Linked DNA regions of Mus musculus: region 2 is linked to region 1. Evidence: chromatin loops called from intact Hi-C (ENCODE). Cell type or tissue: heart. All regions are shown on one strand.

Region 1 (8,000 bases):
ATGTGTCATATCTTGAAAACCATGAGTGGGTACTTGAGAAGCCATGGTCCAGGGCTCATGTTCCTGATCAGTCCAGAACCAAAGGACTACAGATGGAACCAGCACAGACTGGAAGGCTGCCCTGGCAGCAATATGGAACTGATTCTGCAATCACTATGTATTCCATAGTCAGAAATTAACATTCAAAAAGTTTGCCCTGTGTCAATTTTCTTAGTTGTTACTTAGATAACAAATTATTCCATGAGCAACAGTGCTGTTGATTACAGGAACTTACTGTGGTCCTAGCCCACAAGGCCAAAGCCTCTCACCATCCAGGCAGAAAGTGGAACTGTACAACCTTTCGCTTGTATTGTGGGCTTTTTGCTTTGAAACACTTCCCTTTCTAAGTGTCCATTAATTCTGGACTGATAACTGGTATACTGCCAACAGCTAATGCCAACAGGTATAGAACCATTTGAAAATAAAAACCAAGTTTAGGGAATGAAGTATAGTCAAGCCTCTCTCCACTTAAGGTATTTTGTAAATACTCCCACATTTTTAAACTGAGCTAGAATTGTAACTACCTATCTGCTACCCACTCCCACCCAAGATTAAGGACTGCTTTGCTAAATATCTTCCTACCCGCTCATTCCCAACAGCAAAACGCTTTGATTCTCCTTACTTATTTACTTTAGTGGTGCTAGGGCAAGCCTTGCACTGGCATGTGCTCTGTCCCAAATCTACATCCCAGCCCTCATTCTTTTCTTCTCTTGTCTCTGGATACAGAGTCTCAATATATAGTTTATGCTGGCTCCACAATCTGGGCCCTCCTTCCTCACCTAATTGTGTGAATACAGGTGTGCAGCACCACACCCAATTCCCCAAATACTTTTTGGGCTAAAATTTAGATTATGCCTATATTCACTAACATTGGACTACATTCCAAAGCTAGCACCAAAGAAAACCAAGAAACTTACTATGCTAGCAAGTATCTTCTTTAGGCTCAAGATTTAGCCCGAATAATGTTAAATAAAGCTAATGTGTATCCAAATTTAGCTAATTAACTTAATTTCACCCCCTCACAGACAGAATGTCAGGAAGTCCCAAAAAATCCCTTTTCTCCACATGAATCTCCAAGGAATCTTTTGTTTTTGTCTCTGAATAGGAGAAATCGGGCCATCATGGTTTAGGCTCCATCAGGAGAGAGAGAGAAACAGAGAGAGACAGAGAGAGACAGAGAGACAGAGAGAAAGAGAAACACCAAATTCTTGCATGCATGTTGCCACATGCCATAACAACACAGTAATCCCATTTAGTCAAGTTTGTATGGTAAAATATTAAATTACCTATATTTAAATTTTAAGAAAGTTAAAAACAAAACAAACAAACAAAAAAACCTCAGAACTGGGATCCCAGTGAAAACAGGTTTGCTTTCTTTGCTGTTGTTTCATTTTGTTTTAAGAGAGGAAGGATTTATTTTGGCTCAGAGGATAAATGTATCTTGATGGGAAAGGCATGGAGCTGGGGCTCTAGCTGTGGTTGCCAGAGCATGTATCAGCTGCTTGTTCTGTGCCACCTACTAGGAAGCAATGGGGGGAGGGGACACACACAGGTCCTGAAAATGAGAGTCTCTGAGCACACAGAGTCTGGGCTTCAAGAAAGCTGTGATTCTACTGTTTAGATCTTCTCTTCTCTCTCTCTCTCTCTCTCTCTCTCTCTCTCTCTCTCTCTCTCTCTCTCTCTGTGTGTGTGTGTGTGTGTGTGTGTGTGTGAGACAGACAGACAGACAGACACTGTGGCTCCTTAAAGTTATATAGACTAGCAATTAATGTTCTAAGTATAGCATGCCGCATGATGGTCATATAGGTTCATTTTGAAGGAAACCAGAACTCACTCCATTCAGATTCTTGAGCTCACTGAATCAAAGTTAAAGACCCTGATTTTTGAGAACTTAATGATGCCTTGTATTCTGCTGAAGCAACAGCAGGGCATGAAGTTTCAGGCCTGCCTGGCCTACCGAGAAAATCCCACAGCAGCCTGTCCTACAGTGTGACGCTCTGTCCCAAACAGAAACAACAGGGATTCGGATGGACCCAGTGTTCCTTCAAAACATATTTAGATTAAAACGTCAACCCCGTTGCTCTCCAAGCCAGAAATATTTAACATTTAAAGCTGTTTCCTCTAATGCATTCTTGCTTTCTCTTGAGTACACTCCTCTTTTAGTCGTTCAGGTAACTCAACTTTCTTAAGTAGTTATATAAAGCGTTTGAAAAATCCTTAAATATTGTAGTCATTACACAAAGTTCTGAATAAAATCACTCATGAGAACTTTTTATGACACACACTTGAATAGATGTCAACCTTCAGCTATAAAGTAAGGTTCTTGGGGACAAAGCTTGTCTGAGAGTTAACAGCTTGCCCAACAATCTCAGAACACGATAGGTGTTGGATAAGAATATCTGCTGAACTAATAAAATGCCTTAGCCACTTACATACGCCAAGTTTTGAAGAGTTCAACATTTAGCCACTGCTCCTGCTCCATCTCGCTTCTCTGTGAAGGTTTTAGCTTTAAACGTTCATGTGGCGAGACTAGCACTGAAGATTTTCTAGGAGAATAAGAAAGCACTCTGTTTCTTAGCACTTTGGAGAAGAAAGCCGGAGGTTCTCTAATTTTCTAACTGCGGTGAAGTCCTAGCATTCAGCACCCAAAAAGCACTACACATGACTTGGAGCTTCCCGCTGTAAGTGGTGGAAGCTGATAGGATTTTATTTAGTAAAGTTCAAAACAGGTCGCTGGATTTCATTCCCAATGATCTTAAATGTCAAGACTGAATGAATTGTATTTTTAACCAAGAATAGCTTACTCCCTAATGATGATCGCAATAGAACACGAACAGATGGGCTACCTAACGTGCAAACTCACAAAAGCAAAAGCAGTTGCAGATGGATCAAAGTCGAAGGACACTCCTGAAAGGTCAGGAAGCAGGAGGCAGCGAATCGTACCCTGGCAAACCGGCTGGAAGTCTATGGGTAAGAAAAGGAGAAGCAAGCCTGGCACCTGACCTACAAGCTCTCAACAGGCAGAGGGCCCGCCTGAGCAGACTCAGGAAGTCCCTGGGAAAACATCATCAGAACAGCACCGCAGCAAGGATGAAGCCAGAAATTTTGGACCAGGCTTTTGAGACGGTTCACAACGTCAATCAAAAAGGACTAAGAAATACGTAGATAGGGTATGCAGAGCCAAAATTCATTGCCCACTCAAGATTACAAGGGTCTACGCAGGACGGGGATTCCTGGGAGGAATCCCTGAAGGGATGGATGGATAACAGACGGCTCAGTTTGAGGTGCAAGAAATAAGTTAAAGGAGTTTAGGGAATAAATCCAAAGACCTCGACTCTTCTCACACGCAACACTCTGAGCCCCTAAAGTGACTCAATCTACGCGTGGCGTGTGCTGTGAGATCCAGGCGAAAGCGAAGTTAGCCGGTGGCTGGATCCCGGTCCAGGTCCCCTGACCCTCGGAACTGTTCAGGGCAGCCGCGGCCACTCGAGTCGGAGGCGTGGCTCTGGGCTTCTGGCAGCCACCAGCCTCCACAGGCGGCGGTCCTTGGGAACCTGCGTGCCCAGGTGACTGCCAGGGCGCGGTCAAGAGGTGAGCCCCGTCTCCTCCCGGCGCCACCCGCTGACCGCGCAACCCCGTCGCCTCCACTCCCCGGGCCGCCGCGCCACACTCGGGAATGAAGTGCAAAGTTGGGAAAAGGATGAAGCGCGGAAACGGTCCTCTAAGGACCGTCGCCAGAGGCCGACCGGACAAAGGCGCTTCGGGCGGCGAGCAAGGAGGAGCCCGGGCGCCGGAGGAAGCGCTGCCCCGGCTGGGAAGCAGCTGGGGACCTCATCCCGGACCGCTTCCTGAACGGAACATGGGCCGGGAGGGGGAGGCAGGGAGCAAGGACAAGCGGGAGGGGTGGGCGCGGGCGCGGTACCCACCGGTTCCTCCCAGGCCGGGCTCTGGGCTCCAAGCACGGGGCGCACGTGCTGAGGCTCCATCGCGCCGGCCCGCGCCCGCTGGCCGCCGGGGCGCACGGACACCGGCCCCCGCTGCCGCTGCCGCTGCCGCCGCCGCTGCCGCCGCCGCTGCCTGCGCCTCCCTCGCTGGGATCGCTGTCGCTGCCGCCGCCGCTGCCTGCGCCTCCCTCGCTGGGATCGCTGTCGCTGCCGCCCTGGCTCCTGCCCGGGGCCAGCCACGGGCCCTCCCGCGTTCTCTGGCTTCCGCCGCGCTCGCCCGCCCCCGCGCCGGTCCCTTCCTCCGCCACCGCCTCCGCAGCCGCCTGAGTCCCGCTCCACGGCGCGGCGGCGAGCGCTCGGCTCCTCAAGCCGCCGCCGCCTCCCACGGCCGCAGAATCCGCCCCTCTCTCTCTCCTGTCTCCGCCTCCGACTCCCTCCCCTTTTCTCCCGCCGTCCGCCCCTCCCCCAGCGGCCCCTCCCGGCGGGCGGCCCGGGACGCACGTGACCCCCCTGCCAGGCCATATAAGGCGCGGAACCGAAAGCAGCCACCGGGTGGTCACGGGCACCGGGCAGTGGTGCGGCTAAAAGAGGCAACCGCGCCGCGGGGCCCGGATCGCCAGAAGAATCGGGGGATGTCGGGGATGAGTAGCTTGCGCCGGACGAGCGGAACCTGGCACCCTTTCCCCTTGGCATCCCTCGCCACGGGTGCCTGTAGCCCCCGACGGCCGCCTCGGGAGCTAAACCTGGAGCCAATTGCCCAGGACAGTACCTGGCTTCAACAGAGCGAGGCTGCGCTTCGCACCCCTGAGCCACTCCCAAGCACCTATTCCGGCAGCTGAGATGTCTGGCTGGGCTGTCTGGGGAGCCCTGCTTTTGTTCATTTTCTATGGCTGAAAGATTTCGTGGAAAGAAAACCAGCTAAGGAGCCGGTCTGTGGTCCGCTGTGAGCGCTCTGCTCAAATTAGGGACAGGGGCAGTTCCGAGAGAGAGCTCAAATGTCAACTGTCTCTCCTGCTGCTCTCCGGGAAAAAGAAAATGAAAATTGCAACAAGCAATTTTTTAAATCATCTTTCCTGAAATCATCTTTACTGGCAGTGAAGATGGTTTCCATCTAGTTGCAAACCGAGCAGTGACTGCATTTGCATGGGTCATTTCCTCTCTCGTGGACTTCAGACTCCTGCCAGCACCATCTTCTGGCCCTTAGTCTGGTAGACAGATGAATTCACACGTTTTGAAACCGAAAAATCAAAACACTACTTGATCCAGCATGCTCCCACGTCATACTAATTTCCGAGGCTAATATTCCGCTGAAGCTACACTCATAAAGGTCACCTAAGGATTGTGGAGAGAGCTAAGCCACTGGATGGTTTCCAGCCCTCACTTTCTATAACTTGACTGACTAAATTTGCATTCCTGAATCTCTCCTTTAAATGGGCCCTTGGACTGTTGGGTCTTCTTTGTTAGTGACTATGCTTTGTTCAGTGGCCTCCAACCTGCTGCCTAAATAGCCTGTCCTTCATTTACTTTGAATGAGGTTTAAGTGGGGTGAGTGAGCAGTCTGACCATGCTGCGTTTACCTCAGCCCTGGGATCACAGCTGAACACTGGGGCTCACTCAAAACCAGCCCTTCATTCCATCTAGGTGAGCATTCTACCTGCCGACTGAGCTATCCCAGACCGGAAGCGAACTTCTCTTTTTCAAGCATATTGTTACTTTTTTTTTTTTTGACTTTTCTTTTTCACTTAGGTGTCTGTGTCTGTGTGTGGGTTTGCGCATATGAGTGCGAATTCTCATGGAGGCCAGAAGCATCCAGTAAGTATCCCTGGAGCTGGAGTTAGGAGGCACCCAGTGTGGGTGCTCCAAACCAAACGCCCTGTCCTCGGCAAGGCAAGGACAGTGTGTGCTCTTAATCACTGAGCCATCTCTCCAGCCCAGAAGCCAGCCAACTTCCTAACCAGGAATGTCTACCTTTATCCCCCTGGCCTTATTTTCAGCCTGTGTAAAACAATGTGCTTTCCTGACAGCTGACTTTTCTCTCTAGTCTTACGTAAATGTCACCACAATTCACTTAGTCATGCAAAGGAGAAAAAAAAAAGCCTGGGTTCCTCCCTTCTCTCGTTGCTTTCCCCTTCCCTTCACTTTCTCTCCCTCACCGCTCTGGCCTGCATTATGTTCCTTACTAATTTTGAAGTTTTTACTCTATTTTTACTTATTTGTGTGTGGGCCCCGTGTGCAAGTGTGGAGAGGTCAGAAGATAACTTGCAGGAATTGTTTCTCAACTTCTGCCATATGAGAGCTGGGTATTGAACTCAGCCTCAGGTGCCTGACCAACCTAGCCCCACCCCCACACCCGGCTCCCCTCATTGGTTGTGTGTCCTCTAAGCTGCTTATATGTCATCCCTCTTACAGTGACCCAAGTCACAAGTTGAAGTCCTAGTATCTTCACGAGGCGTCTACTTCACCAGTCCCTTGGAACAAGGAGTTCCTTTCAGGTGGTTACCCTCAGGCCACTTGTTTTTATGCTGTACCCTGTTCTGGAATGTTCTTCCTCTTACTCAGCCTTGTACAACACCTGTTCATCTTTCACGATTCACCCTAAGGGCTACCTTCCTCATAAAAGTATTCCCGACTTTGCTGCATGGTTAAAAACAAAACAAAAACAAAAACGTCTGCTCTCTCTACACTAAATGACTACACGCCATCCTGTCATAATGCCTGAGAAGACTTTTTTGAAGTCAGCTTTCACATATCGTCTTCCTGGTAGCAAATATTATAACTGACGTCTTCCATCTTCCTGGCTCCGGTATAGTTCTCAGCACACTCCATGTTTCTCAAGTCTGTTGAAAGAATGACTTGTAATACGGTATCAGGTATGTTTCCCCTGCATTGTCCCACTTGGTTCTCACAGTGGTCAGTGCCTTTCATGGAAAACCAGAGCAGAGGCTGGTGATGTAACACAGGAGTAAAGGCACTCACTGACAAGCCTGCCTTTCAGACTCCCAAACCCATCTGGCAGAATGAGCAACCCTACTCCCAAAAGTTGTGTGTTCTCTCTCTCTCTCTCTCTCTCTCTCTCTCTCTCTCTCTCTCTCTCTCTCTCTCCCTCCCTCTCTCTCCCCATCTCTCTCTCAAACACACACATACGTTATTTTTTATAGAAAAAAGAGAGAGAGAAAGAAAGAAGGAAAGAAAGAGAGGGGGGAGGGAGGAAGGAAGAAAGAAAAAAAAAGAACGAAAGAAAGAAAGGAAGGAAGGAAGGAAGGAAGGAAGGAAGGAAGGAAGGAAGGAAGGAAGGAAGGAAAGACATTAAAACTGGAAAAGAAGAATACAGCTTGCCCAGGGACCTGTGTAACTCCCAGAGCCGGGGTTATAATCCAGATTGCTTCATTAATGTGACTACAAATACAGCTGTTTCGATGGTCTAAATGTTGGTATCTCCCCAGTTCCCATTGAAGTCCTTACTTCCATGAGCACCTAATGAAGGGGTCTGGTTATGATAGCAGATTCTATATAAATGGAACTGGTGTCTTGTAGGTGGAAGGGCTGGAGAGATGGCTCAGTGACTAAGAACACTCAATGATCTTCCTGAGGACCCACGTTCAGTGCCCAGTACCCACCTTGGGCAGCTCACAGCTACTTGTAACGCCAGTTCTAAAAGATCCAATGCCCTCTTCTGGCCTCAGGTACCTGCATGAACATGGGGCACAGATAGACAGGCAGGCACACACACACACACATAAAACAATTCAAAACATAAAGCAAGAAACAGAATACCATCTCCATTGTCTTATCACAGTAAATTCTGTCTTGTATAATAAAATAGAGTTCTCTTTGCTCCTGATTGTCCATTATAACTAGTTCTGTTTTTCAACTCTTCCAAGTCATTGTGTTTTAAGGATGTCTTAAAAATACACAGTTTGATCTCACTACTATCAGACCATCCTAAGAGCACTACTTTTAGCGTGACTGTTTTCATTCATTATGTGTATTAATCAGACTACAGGACCCTAGGAAAGC
Region 2 (8,000 bases), 250 kb after region 1:
TCAACTGAAGCTCCTTTCTCTGTGATAACTCCAGCTGTGTCAAGTTGACACAAAACTAGCCAGGACAGCTTCCTTATAGTGTCGAGGGTGATTACATGGCCAGCATGGCAGGGAGAATAACTGTAAGCATGGTGCTGGAGCAGTAGCTGAGAGCTTACATCTGATCCACAAACGAGGCATGGGATCGGGGTGGGCCATGTAGGGAGAAGGAACACAGGCCAGGATTGGTTTAGGCTTTTGAAACCTCCATACTCACTCTCAGCAACATACCAACTCCAACATGGCCACATCTCCTAATCCTTCCAAAACAGTACTGCCAGTGAGAAAACAAGCATTCAGGTGTATGAGCCTATGAGGGCCATTCTTGATTTAACCACCACAAAGAGTAAGGCTAAATGTTGACACCGTATCTAAAACAGCATTTTAAGGTTATAGAGCTTGGCTGAATTTGAATGTTATGTTTAAGAATGTCTTCATGATGATGGAGAGATGGCTCAGTGGTTAAGAGCACTTGTCAATATTGTAGAGGACCCAATACCCACATAATTGAATATGATTCCAGTTCCAGGGAATATAATGTCTTCTTCTGACCTATGGAGGCACCGAGTATGCATGTGCTACATATACATACATACAGACAAAACACATGTATGTATATTATGAACACATCAAATACAGAAATCCAGAAAAATTTCCTCATAATTTAATATAATCATACTTTTGTTTATTAAGTCATTACCTTTTAATGGTAGTTGTATTTATCTTTTTTTATTTGATTATCACATGTAATAGTGCATTTAACTATCACATATTCATGTATGTTTATAATTCATTGGTTCACATTGGCCTTGTTAGCCTGAGTTGTCCCCTTCTGACCAATGCTGATTGATCTCATCATACTAACAACTTCCCTTCCACTCTCTTCTCTCTTATTTGGGGGTGAGGAACATGACCCAAATGAATGTCACGTGGTTTTGTACAGGAATATGGACGTGTTATTAGTGGCTACGCCACAGAAGAAATGCTTCTGCTCTGTCAGCTAGTATCCCTGTCTTTAGGGAGGGATGGAACCCCGAGTCTCCCTCCCCCATAACGAGATGTTGATGGGCTTCTAGTGTATAGATTTTTGTAGACAATCACAGCAGTGCCTTGTGTGGTCTTTAGCATTCCACACCTCTTTCCTCCCAGTGCCCTTAACAGTTTTTGTACTCCTCCTCCTGCAGTATTCCCTGCTCCATAAAGGAGCTCTGCTTAGGACTGAGCACTCAATATTCACTTAATCTCAATGCTTCCCCCAGTTGTGAGTCTGCAGCCGCCATTGACCACTGTGAAAAGGAAGCTTCTGTGACCAAGGCTCCCAGATTCCCTGCTCTGGGCGTAAGCACACTTACCTAGGAGGCAGTGTGAGGATATATCACATCCATTAAACCAAATAACAGGAAGAGTTTCTCTACTAGGGCCTATGGCCTTCCCCAGGTTTCTGTACCAGGTGTGAATTACCTTCTTTGTAACAGGCCCCAAATCCAAAACTGAAAAAAGAAAAACAGACAAAAAGCAGTCGGCTGCCTCTATGACAGACTGTGGCCAGGGCTGCACCAGTGTCACATCTTGCCTGTAGTCAGTAGTGTGGCATCCAGGACCTACAGGGATAAAGCTCCAGCCCAGATCTTGCTTGATTTCTCTGTGTCCTGTGACCAGGTCAGGAAGCATTGAAATCAGTACTGTTTTGATAGGTTTCCCTATCATTGAAAGAAATAAGTCTCACATCTTACTCTGGGTTTTAGTGAGATTGTTGTTGTTATAAATATTGGTTTCCTGCTTAAAACTAGGAGTGTTTACAGCAGAACTTACAAAGGAATATAACATTTTGAATAAAGGTGAGGGTAAAGGTCGCATTTGTGTTTGATACAGCAGCACAGAGTGCATCTGAAACTGCTGAGACAGCCTTCCCAACACGAACACACATGAGGAAGCCCTGCTCCTGTCAGGGCACCACATCGTTTTACTGTAGCTTTACACGGTACAATGATTGCTGGCTGGCTTGACTTGCCTGCACTGTTTCAGGGCTGGTGTGTGATGTGTGGGCCCTTAATTTACTCTTTAAGTGTTGGGCTATTGTTTCTCAGTCCCTGCTCTCCTTCATGGTTAGCCTCTGTAAGTCCAAGGAGTCAAGGCATAGGCCCTAGGAAGGCTTTTCAAAAGGAAACACACATGGTGGATAAAGTAGTCATCTCTGAGCCAGGCATGGTGGCGCACGCCTTTAATCCCAGCACTTGGGAGGCAGAGGCAGAGGCAGGCGGATTTCTGAGTTCGAGGCCAGCCTGGTCTACAGAGTGAGTTCCAGGACAGTCAGGGCTACACAGAGAAACCTGTCTCAAAAAAAAAAAAAAAAAAAAAACGTAGTCATCTCTGAATGTCCAGCTTCTCAGTGTGAAAGAGAACACCCACACTATGGTCTCTAGGATGCAGTGATGGAACCTGATTCCATTCAGTGTGGCAGTAATTACTGTTGTCATCCTTTTGAAAGAGAAAGGGAGTACTAAATAATAAGAGAAAGATGGCAAACTCTCATTCTTACATCGAGCAAATATGTAATAAGGGGGAAATACCTAAAGCTTTCTGGTGATATTTCTCTTTGGATTTGAGAAAACTTTTTGTTTGTTATTTGAAATATGCTGTACAAAGACAAATGTGTGCAAACACATGTCCACAAGGCTAAAGAAGCATTGCATAGGTCTTCAACATTAACTCTGCATATTCTTTGCTGGTGCCTGCTTTTAGGATATGACTGCGCGGGACCTGCTACAGCAGCGGTACACGCTCCCCAACGGCGACACCGCCTGGCGCTCCTCACCCCTTGTGAGTGCTGCCCGGGAAGGCAAACTGGTCCTGTTGGATGGTATCCACCGCGTCAACGCTGGCACACTGGCTGTATTGCAAAGGTTTGCATCATAGACAGTCTTTATGCCAACCTAAACACTGAGATTTCAGGTCCTGAGGAATTTACAGTTCTATATTATTAAGCTGAATACAATATTATTAATATTTGGTTATAAACACATGCCTATCAGACCCCAAACCTCACCTCTGTGGCAGAATTTGCTGTGTAAGAGCTAAAGGATGAAAGTGTGCCAGCCGTGGCTCCAAGAGGCTTATGGACATAGATCAATATGTGCAACAAACCACACAGCTGGAGCGTCTGCAATTTTATCTTAACGATACGTCTAGACATCATCCCAGACAACATTGGAGCTGAGCTTATTGTAATATTTTTTTATTATTTAATTTTTTGAGAGAAAATAAAATTTAATATAAAATGTGTATTTATTTGCTTATTTCACTCAGCACAGATATGACCATTTCTGTAGCCTTCATTTTCTTATTTTGAGTGAGAAACAGTTTAATGTGGGAAGATTCTCTGTCTAATTTCTGTGGAAAGTCTTCCCCGCCTGTGTCATCTCTGAGGTTACTGATGCTTTTCATCCCTTTCCTACGGCATGACTTTTTAATCTGACTTACTGGGAAGTGTCAAATAAATGAAAGAAGCCACTTCTTCACCCAGCTAACCACAGTTTTTATCGCTGACAAGATGCAGGCACTGAGTGGAATGAAAGACTCCAAATGTGTTTGTTGTATTAATCTTGATTCGGTCTGTGTGGGTTTAAAAATAGTAATCACAAAGTTTTGGTGATTTACCACATTTCTTAGACTCATAATTTAATATTCTCTGCCAAACAGATAAATGTGGATACAAAAATAAGAAAAGGCTCAGCCCTCTCTTGTTGGCTGTCTCTCAGATGCCTGGCCAAGGACAAAAGAGCAGCAACAGCAGCAAGGAGCCTGTGCTGTGCTAAACCAGAGGCTCCAGTGTCAGCCTCAGGCCGCTTGCAGGATGGATGCTGACAAATGGAGCTATAAAATACAGTGCCTGGCCTCCATCCCTACCAGGGCTTCAAATGATACAGGCTGGAGTTTTTTACGTGGGCATTTTAAAATGCTGCCTAGGAATCCTAACTTAGGAAAACTGAGCAAGATGATGTTAAGCATGTATTTTAAATTACTTGTTCAATTTTCATACCAACTATATGAGATTGGCATTGTTGTCTTAATTTTTTTGCCTTAATTTTAGAGTAAAATTTAGAGAGATGGAATGGTTCTCCCTTCTCTGATTGTTCAGCACATTGGACTTGAACCCAGGCCTTCCAGACTGCACTGCCTGTGCTCATAGCTTCTAGATGAGTCTTTGCCCTCTGACCTTTGCAGACCTAGCAGTAGAGTCTTACACAGTATGGGAAGCTAGTTGCTTTGGGGCTGCCATGTGGAGGAGCAATGGAGTTATTTCTGAGGCTTTTGATATCTTAAGTCCTGCAATTTCAACAGTGAAATATTATAGTGATACTTTCCCTTTCAAAGCTGCATTGGATTCAGGAGTGTGTGTGGCTTACACGTGAAAACATGCCCCATGGGTGAGCTGAGGCATTGTCTCCCACCTCCTCCTCCCCTTCTTCATGTCTCTTCTCCCTCATACCCATCGCTGGCATTTGGGACTGCTCCTCTGCAGAGTCCAGCATGTCTGCCCAGGATAGTGCGTAATAGCACTGACGAAGTTACTGTTGTGAACACGCACCTAAGACAGTTGTTAGGCTTGTCCTCCAGCATGACATGCAGACTGAGTGATGCTGCCTCTCCTTACATCATTGATTAACTTGTTTCCCCCAACCCCTTCCCCATCAGACTGATCCATGACCGGGAGCTCAGCCTGTATGATGGATCTCGGCTGCTGAGGGAGGACAGGTACCTGAGCTTGAAGGAGAAGCTACAACTGACCGATGAGCAGCTACAGAACAGGTCATTTGAAGGACGTTATTATCAGTTTGTTTTTTAACTTTTATTTATTGTATATGTATGTGCATGGATGTGTATGTACACATACTACAGTTCACATACAGGAGCCAGAGAACAACTTGAGGGAATCTCCTGTCTTCTTCCTCCACTTGGGTCTTGGGGAGCCAACTCCTCCTGAGGCTTGGCAGCAAGCCAACCCTTGACTACACTATTCTTAGCGTTAACTTACTGCTAAGCTGAAAGTAGCAGTCTTTATTTTTAGCTAAGCTAGAGTCAAACCAAACAATAACTGAATGGCTTAGTTTGGTGTCCTGTGGATGAGATAGCCTGACACTTCTAAAACCTGAGGTTTAATCTAGGCCCTACTGACTTCTTAGCCTGTACTTTTAAATAACTGTCTCAACTGTATTAAGAAGGTAAGCCAGCTTTACTAGGAAGTCATGGGCATAACTGTGGATGTCCCTGAGGCATTGCTGGCCTCCTGCCCCCAGCTTCCTTACAGCTCTTTCACTAGGTATAACAGTCAAATGCTATGGGTGAGATTCGATTTTCCTGTAGCAGGAAACAACATGAAAACATTTACAAAACACAAATAGAAAAGATTAGACCTGGGAAAATGGCTCAGAAGTTAAAGCACTGTCTACACAGGCTTGATTTAAGTCTGGATCCCCAAAGCCCATATAAAAGCCAGGTACTATGTATACAGGAACTGTAACCCTGGCATATAAAAAGCCAGGTACTATGTATATAGGAACTGTAACCCCGGCATATAAAAAGCCAGGTACTATGTATATAGGAGCTGTAACCCCGGCATATAAAAAGCCAGGTACTATGTATATAGGAGCTGTAACCCCGGCATATAAAAAGCCAGGTACTATGTATATAGGAGCTGTAACCCCGGCATATAAAAAGCCAGGTACTATTTATATAGGAGCTGTAACCCCGGCATATAAAAAGCCAGGTACTATTTATATAGGAGCTGTAACCCCGGCATATAAAAAGCCAGGTACTATGTATATAGGAGCTGTAACCCCGGCATATAAAAAGCCAGGTACTATGTATATAGGAGCTGTAACCCCGGCATATAAAAAGCCAGGTACTATGTATATAGGAGCTGTAACCCCGGCATATAAAAGCCAGGTACTATGTATATAGGAGCTGTAACCCCGGCATATAAAAAGCCAGGTACTATTTATATAGGAGCTGTAACCCCGGCATATAAAAAGCCAGGTACTATTTATATAGGAGCTGTAACCCCGGCATATAAAAAGCCAGGTACTATGTATATAGGAGCTGTAACCCCGGCATATAAAAAGCCAGGTACTATGTATATAGGAGCTGTAACCCCGGCATATAAAAAGCCAGGTACTATGTATATAGGAGCTGTAACCCCGGCATATAAAAAGCCAGGTACTATGTATATAGGAACTGTAACCCCGGCATATAAAAAGCCAGGTACTATGTATATAGGAACTGTAACCCCGGCATATAAAAAGCCAGGTACTATGTATATAGGAGCTGTAACCCCGGCATATAAAAAGCCAGATACTATGTATATAGGAGCTGTAACCCCGGCATATAAAAAGCCAGGTACTATTTATATAGGAGCTGTAACCCCGGCATATAAAAAGCCAGGTACTATGTATATAGGAGCTGTAACCCCGGCATATAAAAGCCAGGTACTATGTATATAGGAGCTGTAACCCCGGCATATAAAAGCCAGGTACTATGTATATAGGAGCTGTAACCCCGGCATATAAAAAGCCAAGTACTATGTATATAGGAGCTGTAACCCCGGCATATAAAAGCCAGGTACTATGTATATAGGAGCTGTAACCCCGGCATATAAAAAGCCAGGTACTATGTATATAGGAACTGTAACCCCGGCATATAAAAAGCCAGGTACTATGTATATAGGAGCTGTAACCCCGGCATATAAAAAGCCAGGTACTATGTATATAGGAGCTGTAACCCCGGCATATAAAAAGCCAGGTACTATGTATATAGGAACTGTAACCCCGGCATATAAAAGCCAGGTACTATGTATATAGGAGCTGTAACCCCGGCATATAAAAGCCAGGTACTATGTATATAGGAACTGTAACCCCGGCATATAAAAAGCCAGGTACTATGTATATAGGAGCTGTAACCCCGGCATATAAAAAGCCAGGTACTATGTATATAGGAACTGTAACCCGGCATGAGGCAGAAGTTTAACCAAGGCAGGCAGATCTTTGAAACTAATTGGCTGACTAGCTTATCCCTGTAGATGAAGTTTCAGGTTCAGTTACAGACCCTGTCTTAAATATAAGGGTAGAAACCAGGGTTCAGATGTATCAGGGACGCAGCTGTAGATAGACCAGTCTGAGCTGAAGGCCAACCTTGTTATTCATAGTGAGGTCAGAGGCAGTCAGGCCTACAGCAAGACCATGTGTCAAAAAATACAACAAAAAAAATGGGGCAATCAGCTGAGGAAAGTTGGCTACCTCTGCTCTCATAAATGCACCTGTACTAACAAGAACCCACACACAGTACACAGCATAGGCACACACATGCACCTGTGCTAATAAGTACACACATGGTACACAACACAGGCACACACATGCACCTGTACTAACAAGTACACCCACACACACACACACAGTACACAGCAGAGACACCACCCTCCCATACACCCCCAAATGAAAAATGATTAAATATGTACAGTGTGTATATTCCCTCCTATTGGATTCATTAATTCTGTTAATATCATAATGGTGGTATGATTGTGAAAGGAGGCCTTGTGTTTGCATGAGCTGCTTTTTGAGGTAGAAGGGATAGATAGGCTTGTGACTGTGTCAGTAAAATAAGCCAAATTAATGGCCCAGGAATTGCCACTGTGAGCAATGTGAGTATAAGCTGATAAAGTCTTAACACTGGGGAAACCCGAATGAAGGGTGTGAACATCTGTGTATAGGTCTTTGCATTTGAAGAAAACTATTTTTCAACTGCATGTCACTCTTCTCTGATGTCGCCCACATGCCGGTACCTTCTGGTGGGCCTTCACATATTGGAGATTGGTACTCTGTGGGAAAGGGACGGGGTTACAATGATGACAAGTTCTTCCTCGTGTACACTGACCTGGAGCAGCCAAAGCTTTACCTTTCCCAAACCAG

The links. Peaks named below come from ENCODE experiments on the same cell type or tissue, not always from the same donor. Only the 100,000 strongest peaks of a DNase experiment are listed, where the experiment ranks them.
Region 2: it touches region 1 in a loop (2.0-fold over the local background); 2 of 42 quality-filtered maps call a loop at or near these places.

Annotation. Positions count from the first base shown.
Region 1 is chr14:78,728,393-78,736,392 of GRCm38, forward strand. It overlaps Dgkh (diacylglycerol kinase, eta), which reads right to left and starts at 4,337. Exons shown (of 30, transcript NM_001081336.2): 1 at 3,966-4,337. The coding sequence starts at 4,025. In heart, CTCF peaks have their summits at 3,039, 3,912 (motif pointing right) and 4,536; DNase peaks (open chromatin) are centred at 3,069, 3,879, 4,469 and 5,169; H3K4me3 peaks cover 2,516 bases; H3K27ac peaks cover 1,854 bases; H3K27me3 peaks cover 448 bases.
Region 2 is chr14:78,979,455-78,987,454 of GRCm38, forward strand. Vwa8 (von Willebrand factor A domain containing 8) reads left to right here. Exons shown (of 45, transcript NM_027906.1): 13 at 2,782-2,942; 14 at 4,735-4,848. Among named protein-coding and RNA genes, the nearest start is that of Vwa8, 130 kb to the left of the region's middle. In heart, no CTCF peak of the experiment used is centred here; no DNase peak of the experiment used is centred here; H3K27ac peaks cover 1,289 bases.